Linked DNA regions of Mus musculus: region 1 is linked to region 2. Evidence: chromatin contacts called from ENCODE Hi-C or POLR2A ChIA-PET data. All regions are on one chromosome and are shown on one strand. Each heading gives the region's core, a stretch centred on a gene start or an enhancer-like site at or near the end of the contact. The rest is flanking DNA. Distances are from core to core; before and after follow the strand shown. Region 1 has its middle 27 kb from the start of Trim8. Region 2 overlaps Sufu (SUFU negative regulator of hedgehog signaling).

Region 1 (5,251 bases), core at 825-3,324, 51 kb before region 2:
GGCTGTGCTGCCTCTGTTACTGACCTGTCTGTCCCCTCACTCTCTTGCAAGTTGGAAACTGCATGGTTGGTGGTGCCGGGCAGAGACTTTTTTTTTCCCCTATCTGCAACTGAGCCAGGGCTTTGGTCTGTCCTGCAGGAGGCAGCCACTGTGGGAGGTAAAGAATAGCTGGTGATCACCAAACCCTCTGGGCAGGTAGGTAAGGGGCTGTGTGTAATCCTCACTTTTGGACAGAAAAAGAAGAACATTCTTGGCAAACAAGTCACTACAGAGCCACAGAGCCATGGCCTCTGCAGCCCCGGCCCCTCCACCTTCTCCCATCCCCTCAGCCCTGTCAGCCACACGGGGAAGCAGACTCGTAGGACTTTTGACTGTAATGACATCTGGAATGTAAGGGGAGCTGGGAGGTTTAATTCCAGAAAAATTACAAGGTCCTTAAAAAGCCCTCACGTCGAGGGCTCAGGCTAGCATAAACAGGCTTTCTCCAGCTCAGTGGAGCAGGGAGCAGCCGGCTCCGAGATTAGCTGATTTCTCTGCAGAGGGGATTTCTAAAGCTCAAAGAATTCTGTGTTTAAATGATCACAATAGGCCGATGCTATCAGATTTTAAAAATAAATGCAGCTGTGCCATGAACCTGCTCCACTGAGAAAAGCCAGGCAGATCGATTCTGAGAAGAGATCAATTCTTACAGAGCTGGCAACTAGACGGTGTGGGAAGGATCTGCTGCAGGCTGAGAGCATGGGCTGGGCCCCTCCCCCCCCCCCAAAGCCACTCGTCCCATGCTGCGCTCTTCTACCCCTTTCCAGCAACCCTGTTGTGGTCTGATCAGAAGGGATGGTACCCCCCTCCCATTCGTTCCCCCACTGCCAAAGGAGTTTGCCTGAGCCCTCAGAAATCCCAGCCTCAAACCCTGAAAGCAGACCAGGGCATAGCCTGCTCCTGAATTCAACTGTTCTGGGCAAGAGCTCAGGGCTTTTCAGAGGATAAATAAGAGGCTATCCAATGCCTGGTAGGGCCAGGGAGGCCAGCTGCCTTCTCATCCTGGGAGGTGGCCCTTTCCAAGCCCACCACGGTGTGGTGGCAAAGACAGGAAGTGCCACAGAAGTCCCTGCTCCATGGTACCCAGCTTATTCTGGACTCTGGAGAGGGAGAAACTTGGACAGTTTGAAAGGTGGCCAGGAGGAAAGCTATCAACAAAGGCTGGGGAGAGGTGTGGGGTAGCAGTGCACAGGCACGGGCCTGTAAAGACTTGCAAGACAAAAGAAGGTGAGGTTTTTAAACCTCAGCTAGTTAGCCCGCCGCCTCTCCCATCGACTTCTCTAACTCACCCGAATCCCTCTAGCTTTGAAGGGTGGCAAACAGCTATAAAGCATCGGAAATGCCCCATCTCAGGCCACCAGATGTAGCTTTGGCCCTTGAGACTTGCTTTTCCTTACAAATATGCTTCAGGATGTTGTCTGGGGGGCTGGAAGCCTGCTTTGAAGTCCAGTTTTGGAATGCTGCACCAGGGGACTCTCTCTGACTTTGGAAGAGCTTGAGTTGTAATGCATTTTTGGTCTCTTACCACCAACTAAAGGAACTGTTCTAAACAGCCCCGACCCCCACCCATACCCCCACCCCCCGGCTCCAGCTCATAGGCAGAGCGACTTGCCCTGCTCTGATCGCTGTCTCTGTAAATGTCCGCATTTGCTTCCCAGCTAGAGACACCAGAGACAACTGTGGTTGTCACAGGCTTTTATCTTCCCTGTGAGCCCTGTTGAACCCTCCGGGGGCTCCGGGGATAAATGAATGGAGCCTGAAAACTGCAGTTTGAAAGCTCCCATTTGTAAAACCAGAATGCTTGTAAAGTCCCGTTTCCTTCTGCCGTGCCACCCCTGCCCCCTGTGGCCATGGCCAGAGAACAGAGTCTGAAGCTAGAAAGGGCATGCTCCGCCCCTGTGCCTCCCCCCCCATCCCAGTGAGCCCTGGTAAGACTTTTGCTCTGCGCACCATTGCTTCTGAATGTTCAGGGGGCGAGGGCCGAGGCCAGAGGGCAGGCAAAGTCCACAGTGTATACTCCAAGCAGTTGTGGGAAAAACCGAGCCCTGCTCTCACCCTCCCTGTGTGGCTCCTTTTGGCTGGATTCCCTTCGCCCAGTGCAATACACCCTTTCCCCTTCGCTCTCCCTTGGTTACTATGGAAACAAGGGTGTCATTGATGTGGGGCTGAGCTGGGGAACATGTCGGTGCACAGCTGAAAGTCAGCGATTATGCCGGTGGTTCGCTCTGCCCGGTAGAAAAGTCCACAGCCTGAGATGCTGCAGAAGGACAGTCTTACCGAAGCCCTCCCCCACACTTCCCTCCCTCCCTCTGTCCCCTGTCTCTGACGATTTCTTTATTCCCCTCCGGACTAAAGTGGTGGCTATTTTTATGCCAGTCCGTGCCCCACCCTCACTGTTGGCCGCTCCTTATCCGGCCTGGGCCTGGAGAGAGTGACACCATGTCACCCTCACCAGGCCCAGTGTCTCCATTCCCTTCCACAGTGCGCTTTGATTCCCCCCTCCCTCTCCTTTTCGGGATGCTTCTTCCTTTATTTTTAGCTCTGCTCTCCATGTGGTTTCGGGGTTCGGTGTGATCCATCGGAAGGTTCTTTTTTTTTTTTTTTTTTAGTCCCTTTTGAAAATGATAATCAAAGGAAGGGACGCGGTGTTTGGTCACGTGGAAAGCTCAATGTATAATTTAGACGTCTGTCAAAAAAACGCAACAAATAAAATGTAGCTGCAACGAAGGCGGTCTTGGAGTGGATTGTGATCTCTGCTGGAACTCCAAGAGGGCCTAAGCAGCTTTGCCCTTTTGGAGGTTAGGTTTCCTCAAGGGAGGGCTGTTTTCAGAAAAAAAACACCACCACCAGGTGATATGAAAACCACCACCACCGCCATTGCTGCAGCAGCAGCAGCCACCCGCCTCACCTTACCCCTAGCCCCATGCACCTCCTGCGTAACTAGGCAGCACTAAGCCCACTTTGCAGTGGAAGAAACAGAGAGGCCTTTGCCTCAGCTAAGGAATTTGCCAGCATCACAGCTCCTGTAAGGATTGGTGGAGCCAGAAACCTAGGTCCCCTGCTGTCTCTAAAGGAAAAAAAAAAAAAAAAAAAAAAAACAAAAAACAAAGAAACAGTACCACAGCCCACTTCAGTCCCAGCCCTCACCTCCTGCCTGTTCAGCAGCTGCCTCCCACAGCCCTCTGCACCAGTTGTCCCCTAGGCTAGCACTGCCTGCTCTTCCCGGACTCCCAGTCCCCAGGGCCTCAGGTCCTCTCATCACAAAAGCACAGTTGCACATCTCTTTCCTTCCTTTGCATAGGTTCAGCCCCATGGATGGCAAAAAGGAGGGAGCCGTCAAGAACATTAGGGCTGCCAGGGACACTTGCAGTCACCTACTGCCTACTACTGAGTCCTCTTGCTGGAAGCTGCCCAGAGAAAATGCTAGCCTTTGGAAGGGCAGCCTGGGCTACTTGAAACCCCATCTCAAAAACTCAGAAGTCTAATGGGGACACTCATGAAAGGTGACAGGCTTAGAGGGCTATGGTCTTGCTCACCCCTTCATCTACTCCTAGGGTCCCTCCTTACCCACAACAGAGGGTGAGCAACCGGCAGGAGAGGGAAGCCAGAGGCGAGGCGAGAGGAGAGAAAAGGCACAAGGTGTCCGATGTGTCACCGGACATTCAGTTCATCTTGAATTTCAAATAAAGACTAGTTTTTACTTCAGCTGTACTCCATACAATATTTGGGACTTTGTTATAATACTCAGGAAAACATTATTTATCTGAAATTAAAATTGAACTTCCATTCTGTTTTGGTTTTTTCTTTTGATAAACCTGATGTTCCTACCAAGGACTAAAAGAGGACTTGTGAAGAGCAGTGGGCTTGCATCCTCAGCCAGGCAGAGTGGCACAGGCCAGTAATCCCAGCACTCAGGGGCCATGTGCCCGTAATCCCAGCGCCCAGGGACTAACAGGCTCAAGACTAGCCTAGGTAACATAGTAAATTATTTCAAAACCAACACAAAATGTCCAGCTATGGTAGCACACGACTTCAATCCCAATATCTGAGAGGCAGAAGTAGGAAGATCTCTCTCTTGTGGGTGGGCTCAGGAGCAGCCTGGGTTATGTAGACAACAGGGAGAGGAGCTCAGAGTCCATGCCTGGAAACCTGAGTTCAGTCCCCAGAGCCCACACAAAGTTAGATGGAAAGAACCAACTCAGCGAGTAGTAGACACTTCTTCATGCCTCAGTCTCTTGTGTGTAAAATAGAGAACTAGGAGGATTCGAGAGTAGTTATGCTCGGTGTGTAATGTATGTGAAATCTCTGCAGCTATAACAAAAATAATCTGGCACTTTCCCAGACTCCCAAGGCGTCTGCCTCCACCTCCATTCCTAACCCTGTGTGGCTCTGTGACTCTCAAAGCAACATACAAGCAGTCTGCCTGCCTGCCGCCAGCCTTCCCGGAGGGGCTGGCAGACCCCCCTCTCTCTCTGAGGATCCCAGGGCCACCCCAACCACACCTCCTGCAATTAGATTTGTAAGTGGGAACAGGCTCTCATCAGAGACTCCTGATTGGCTCCAGGCAAAAACACAGTTTAGTGCTCAGTCAAGCTGCATTTTTAGGGCCCTCTGTGCCCCCCTCACCCCCCCCCCAATTGCAATCTGTTCTGTAATTTCTTTTTCCAACACTGCAGAATGCAGAGATGCTGCAGCCACCACCAGCAGGGCAGGGAGGAGGGAAAGGGCTTCTGTTCCCTGCAGAGCATCTGCTGGTCCAGCGCTTGGTGGATAGAGGTGTGTGTGTGTGTGTGTGTGTGTGTGTGTGCGTGCCTGCGTGCGTGCGTGCACACTCTGAGAACCAGTCACAGGCATGGACCTGTGGAAATACAGTCTGTAACCAGCAACCAGACCTCCACACATCAGGGGCAGCTGAGAAAAAAACAGTTAAGTCAGTATCCTTTTGCCCCAGAAACAACTTATTTATTAATCTTACTTAACCTTGGCAAGGACACTATTAACTGGAGATACTGAGTTACTTGTCCAAGATCTCACAAGAAGGAGACAGAGGAGTCAAGGCCGGCTCACTGGGCATGGTGGTGCATACCTTTAATCCCAGCATTCCAGAGGCAGAGAGAGGCTGGCAGATCTCCAATTTCAAGGCTAGCCTAGTCTACAAAGAGAGTTCTGAAACACTTACACAGCTACACACACAAAAAATATCACCACCACC
Region 2 (5,348 bases), core at 565-3,064:
GAGCAGGCTGAGACTCCTGCTCTGTCGACACAGTGGGGAATTACAGTTTGCTCTGCAACGTAATAGGCACTGGACTGAACAAAGAGGTCTGGAGACGGCCCAAGGCAAGATCTCCAAAGGAGACCAGGTATAGGCAGGCCCACCGGAAGGAGAAACGGTAGGCACCAGAAAGGGAGGGCCAGGGGCCGGGCAGGGGACTCCCAGGTTGGCTTCTACACCACATCCAAAGGTGTATATGGGGACGGAAGAAGACAGGCTGGAGAGATCTGGGAAGCCTGTTCCTGGGCTGGGATACAGTTCAGCAGAGGTTTCCCACAGGGAACAGCTGGGAGGCGTCTTCTCCCAAGCCAGGACCTCCCATTGGGCTGCTAGGGAGTGGCTGGGACTAAGAGCACCACCTGGGTGAGCTATCAGACACCACACAGCTGAGAAAGCATTGCAAGGCCTAAAAAAAAAAATAATCTCATGTTTGGTCATATGACCTTTCAGCGACCTCTGGGACTGAAGTGTCTCTCCTGCAGATAGCTCTGGCTAAGAACTTATGTCGGAAACTGACTCAGCTTTGGGCGGGGCTCTGCTCAGAAGACTGGCAACTCAGAGTCAACAGGCCAAGGGGGAAGCCTGCCACAGCCCCCAGCGAAGAGTGCCAGGGCTAGGAAGGGACACTGGCCTGTTCCGGGGTCTGGAGACCTCTCATAAAGCTCTGGACTTGGCTTACACGAAGTAGGATGGATGAGGCCATGCCTCTACTCTGGAAAGATCTTGCCTTCGCAGCATCCCTGTGTGTGAGTTTACATCTGCCCTCCAGAGTACCTTGAGTCCTCCTGAGCTAGTAGGAATTGGGGGACCATGTGGCAGTCCAGGATGAGATGTCTATGGAAGCCCATCTGAGGCCGTCCCACCAGCTCTGCAAAGGGCTCTGGCTCCCTTAGCCTCCCCTTCCCCGGCACTGAGAGGACAGATGCCTTGGCCTTGCCTTTCCCTGGGCTGGTGGCCAGAACAAGGGGCCAAGCAGGGAGTGAGCTCTCGGAAGGCTGCTGAAGGCTGATGCAAGACAGTCTCCTTGGCCCTCCCACTCCAGCTGTGACTTACAGGGATGGTTCAAGCAGCCAAGGGACAGAGGGCTGGCTCTCTCTGTACCCTATGCCTGCAGTCCTCAGCTGCCTCCTGCTCGTCCACCTGCACTCAGGTCTGAGCAGAGGCTCAGGAGGCACTGCAGACCCTGGGAGTGGCAGAAAGCAGCCTGTGACAGCAGGCTCGGCGCTCTGGGTGCCGGCGTTTCCCTGGGCCCTTTCTTGGCATAGTGGGGTTTGATCTGTGACTTTGAGTGGAACCCCAGGTTTCCAGAAGTTCGATAGATTCCTGGGGAGACAGTTGGCCCTTCAGAAGCAATCGAGAGGCCCATAAGTCATTGTAAGCCTGGTTCTCACAAGCCCGGGAGCTGCCTGTGACCACAGAGGCAAGACCCTGAAGGAAAAGTCAGGCTAGCGATCAGAAGCAGAAAACGCTGATCAGGAGAGGAGGAAGGCTGATGTGGGTGTTGGCTTCACTGCTGAGAACCGGGCTGACTAGGGCAGGTCAGATGGAGAGTTTCCCAGGGCTCCTTGCAAAGAGCCAGCCTGAGAAACCCCTTGGTGATCAAGGGTGCGTGCCTGAAGGGCGGGACCTAAGCCAGCCTTCCCAGGACTCTCCTGAGGGGTGGCCCGTGGTGGACCACACTAATGAGCCCATAACAGGCCTTTGATTAAGCAGCTCCTAGCACAGCAACTTGATTGAAACATGCCGAGGCCAGCAACTCGTTCCCACCGCTCCCTGGTTCCCCAGGCAACAGCCCACGGGAGGGGACCCAAGTGCTGGGAGTGTGGAAGGGCCCAATTCATCGAGGGGCTGTCTGTGGCACGGTGGGGAGGGGGAGGGGCGGTGAGTCAGTAGAGCCAAGAGTGGAAACAGCAGCAGCCAGGGGATTAGGAATTTGGGAAATGGGTGGGGTGCAGGCAGCTTCCTTCCAGAACACTGAGGGGCTGCCAGACATCTGCTGAGTTTTCTGGGGGCCCAGATTCCTGAGCAGCTGAAAACCAGAGATGCAGACCATCCCAGCCCCCAGGCTGGAAGATGTTCTTAGAAGGATGAAAGAAAAAAAGGGCAGAGACTCTTCTTTAATCTAGGAAGACCCCCAGTCCCTAATTCCCCCCTCAAAATGTGCTTGCACTGCCAATGTACCACAAACGAACCATGACGGCACTTTGCTAAGACCTGCTGGCATGGCATCTCGTCCTGGAATAATGATCTGTGGACTCTCTGTGGCTGGGGTCTCTGGTGGGGTCCCCATCTCCCACCTCCATACTCGTTCTGACAGTGGGAAGAGTCCTGCTCCTCCAGTTGTCAGCAGAGCAGGATGGCAGCCTAGGACAGGGCTGGGGTGGGAGTTGGATGTGGGAGGTCTTTCCCATTCTTGCTGGGCTCATTTCAAATGTTACACTTCAGAGCTTTTGCTACAGTAACTACCAACACCACACAGACGAAATCTAACGTTACCAAGTGGGACTTTTAAAATGTATTTATAACTTTATGGTACAAAGTAATTTTGTTATGAAACAATGTAATAACAACAGTGGAAAAAGGCAAGATAATTTATGGAACACAATATCCCTACAGCACTAGCTTCCACTTCTACCTCTGGGCTTAGTCTGAGAAGAGTGGCTGTACCCTTTGTTTGTTGTTTGTTTTAATTAAGGGTTAGTGGGGTGGGGTGGGGAGGAGGATGCTCTGAGGAAGAAAGGCTCAACTGCAAGCAGACATACGCAGACAAAATCATACCCATGTTAAGAACAGCGCAGACCCCAGACTGGGCAATCCACAAAGCCAGTATAATTCTTTGCCTTTTTACTGTAACTCCTGCTTGCTTTCTCTTACACACCACAGACAGAGCTTGGTTCCCTTTTGGATGAAGGTCAAATTCTCTCTCCCCAGCCCCCTGATTTTCCTTTCCTTCCCTTTCCTTTTTCCTCCCCCCCCCCCCTTTCTCTTTCTTTCTAAGACAGGATCTCACTTTGTAGCCCTAGCTGGCCTGTAACTCTTTATGTAGAGCAGGCTGGCCTCAAATTCATAGATCTCCCTGTCTCTGCCTCCCAAGTGCTGGGATTAAAGTTGGGTATCAACATATCTAGCCCTGATTCCCTTTCCTGATATTTTTGTGAAAGGTAGGCAAATTATTTTTCTCCTACTCTAAAACATAGCCAAAAGCCAAAAGCCAAAAAAAAAAAAGGTATGAAAGAGGCGAAGAGCCCTTAGCCAAGTACTGTGCTCGCCATCAGCCGTGATCCATGCTCAGAGCAGGAGAACGGGAGAACTGAGTGCTGGACAAGCCATCAGGTTCTGCTCAATGGTTTCCATCAGGAGCAAAGGGGGCACCTGATAGCTCAGGGGGGCTCTGCTGCCCACTCTAGTCCCAGAGCTCACTTCCTATGTGGGGGGCTCTGCTGCCCACCCTAGTCCCAGAGCTCACTTCCTATACATTCTGGTGAGGTTTCCATACTGTCTCTGGAGAGGGGCACCCACGTCCCACCCTCCACTCTTGGATCTTGATTTCCCAGAGTATGGGGACTTCTCACCTGGGTTCCCACTGTCACTGGCCGGCCATTCCACCAATGGCCAGAAGTGCAGTGCAGCTGTGAGGACAGCAGCACCCATACTCACAACCTCTATATCCAAGAGGCAGCTCCCAGCTCAACATGGGAGCCACAGGGGCCTGTCCTTGGGGTGGTGGGGGAGGGGAGGGCAGGCGGCAAGGGAGGAACAGGAGGAGGAGGAGAAGGAAGAGAGGCTGCGTCTCACTTGTAACCAGGGTCCGTGAGCTGCATACGGGTGTTCCTCAGTGGCAAAGGCGCCTTCCACTCCCGTGGACACAAACGTGATGGCCATGTCGCCTGTGATACTCTTGTAGGTGAAGTGCCGGCCATGTAGGAGTCTGCCCCTGGGGATGGGAATATGGAGACAGTGGGGATCTGGGCCTAGAACATGGTCCCTATCCAAGGAGCTGGGGCTAAAGAGCAACATTCCCTGAGGCGGAGTGCCTGGCCAGCGCCCTCCTGATGGCCCACCTGCTCACTAACAGGGACTTTAACCAAACCTGTTCACGGTAGAACAGTAGTTGAAAGGTCACCACTACCACTTCACTAAAGGTGTCCTTCCTTTAGCTCCTACCCAGTGGCCAGGCTAGATGAGAGCTCAAAGAAGCTCGAGAAGGTGAGAACAATGAGGCCAGAGAGGGAAGTTAACCGTGTGCTCTGCGTCACGGCCAGAGTGGAGGACTCATGTCTCCCAGAGGGAGACCTCGGTGCCCTGACAGTCTTCCTTTGTCTGGGTTCTCCTGTAACATTTAAGCAGTTATCCTAGAGGCAATAAGCAAATCTTTAAAAACACAAAACAAAACCAAAAAATCCAAAGCCAAGCAGGGTCACTGCAAGAAGTCACCACTAGTCCCCATCCTGGACACTGGAGGAAGGTAGTCAGTGGTGACTGACAGGCAGGGATACCAAGCATCGCAGGAGAAAAAATGGCTCTGCATTCTCAGTCTGCTTCGGATGAACACTTCCCCAGGCTCCAAGCCCAAGCCTGGGCCTGAGAAGCTGCAGGAGGAGACTGGACGGTTGGAGTCTGGTGCTGGGCCTGGGAGCCCTGCTCATCCGGACCACCTGCTGCTACCTTTGCCCTGCTGTTCAGGGCAGTTGTCTAAGGCTGGCTAAACTCTCAACTCCTTCCCCACTTCTCCTGGCTCTTGGATCCATGAGCAGGGTTCAAACCATGCAATTACTTCTTCCTAGCCACTGTCCCCTCACGTTTAGAAGAATTCTTGTTGCTTCCTTAGCTTGTAAAGTGAGGCTGGAACTCAAAAGTGTTTGGAAGAGGGCAGCTGCAAGAGATCCAGCCTCGTGCAGTGCTCTGAATAGAGCGAAGTTCTGTCCACAGCGCCAGCCGGCGGGCGGGCGCTGATTCTCACGGCAGCAAAAGAGTCGCAGCTGGGCTTCGGCCCTTCAAGGAGTCTGCGGGGTTGGTTACTGGCTTTTGTAAAAAATCAAGTGTCTTGCATGGAAAAGCAGGGAGGATGCAGAACCTAACCTGTTCAGAACGCTCTCACTCCAGCTTATGGGATGGCAGGGCTATCCTAAACTCTCTTGGTCACTGAACCTCTCAAAAGGGGCACAGCTGAAGGACACTTCCTCAACATCTAGTCCCCATGGTGTCTGACTTTGAAACTTCTCAAAGAAGCAGATGATAAGAAAGCCAGGTGTAGGGTGCACAACTTCAATCTAAGCACTCAAAATCAGAGGCTTTCTGTGAGTTCAAGG

The links. A loop is a pair of places that touch in the nucleus more often than their neighbours do. ChIA-PET counts read pairs that join two places held with the same protein, here RNA polymerase II (POLR2A).
Region 1: a map of heart shows a loop between it and region 2 (2.8-fold over the local background). The contact joins two enhancer-like sites. A Hi-C loop is called at or near these places in 1 of 37 maps with a recorded cell type or tissue (heart). POLR2A ChIA-PET finds 5 or more read pairs at or near these places in 4 of 5 experiments (Patski and embryonic stem cell).

Annotation. Positions count from the first base shown.
Region 1 is chr19:46,525,775-46,531,025 of GRCm38, reverse strand. No RefSeq gene overlaps it. Among named protein-coding and RNA genes, the nearest start is that of Trim8, 27 kb to the right of the region's middle. Within about 2 kb of position 2,074, at least 2 of the 3 ENCODE cell types and tissues checked have a DNase peak (open chromatin) inside an H3K27ac peak, as active enhancers do; they include heart, where a contact is called at or near this core.
Region 2 is chr19:46,474,133-46,479,480 of GRCm38, reverse strand. Sufu (SUFU negative regulator of hedgehog signaling) reads right to left here. Exons shown (of 12, transcript NM_001025391.2): 10 at 3,835-3,973. Among named protein-coding and RNA genes, the nearest start is that of Trim8, 25 kb to the left of the region's middle. Within about 2 kb of position 1,814, at least 2 of the 3 ENCODE cell types and tissues checked have a DNase peak (open chromatin) inside an H3K27ac peak, as active enhancers do; they include heart, where a contact is called at or near this core.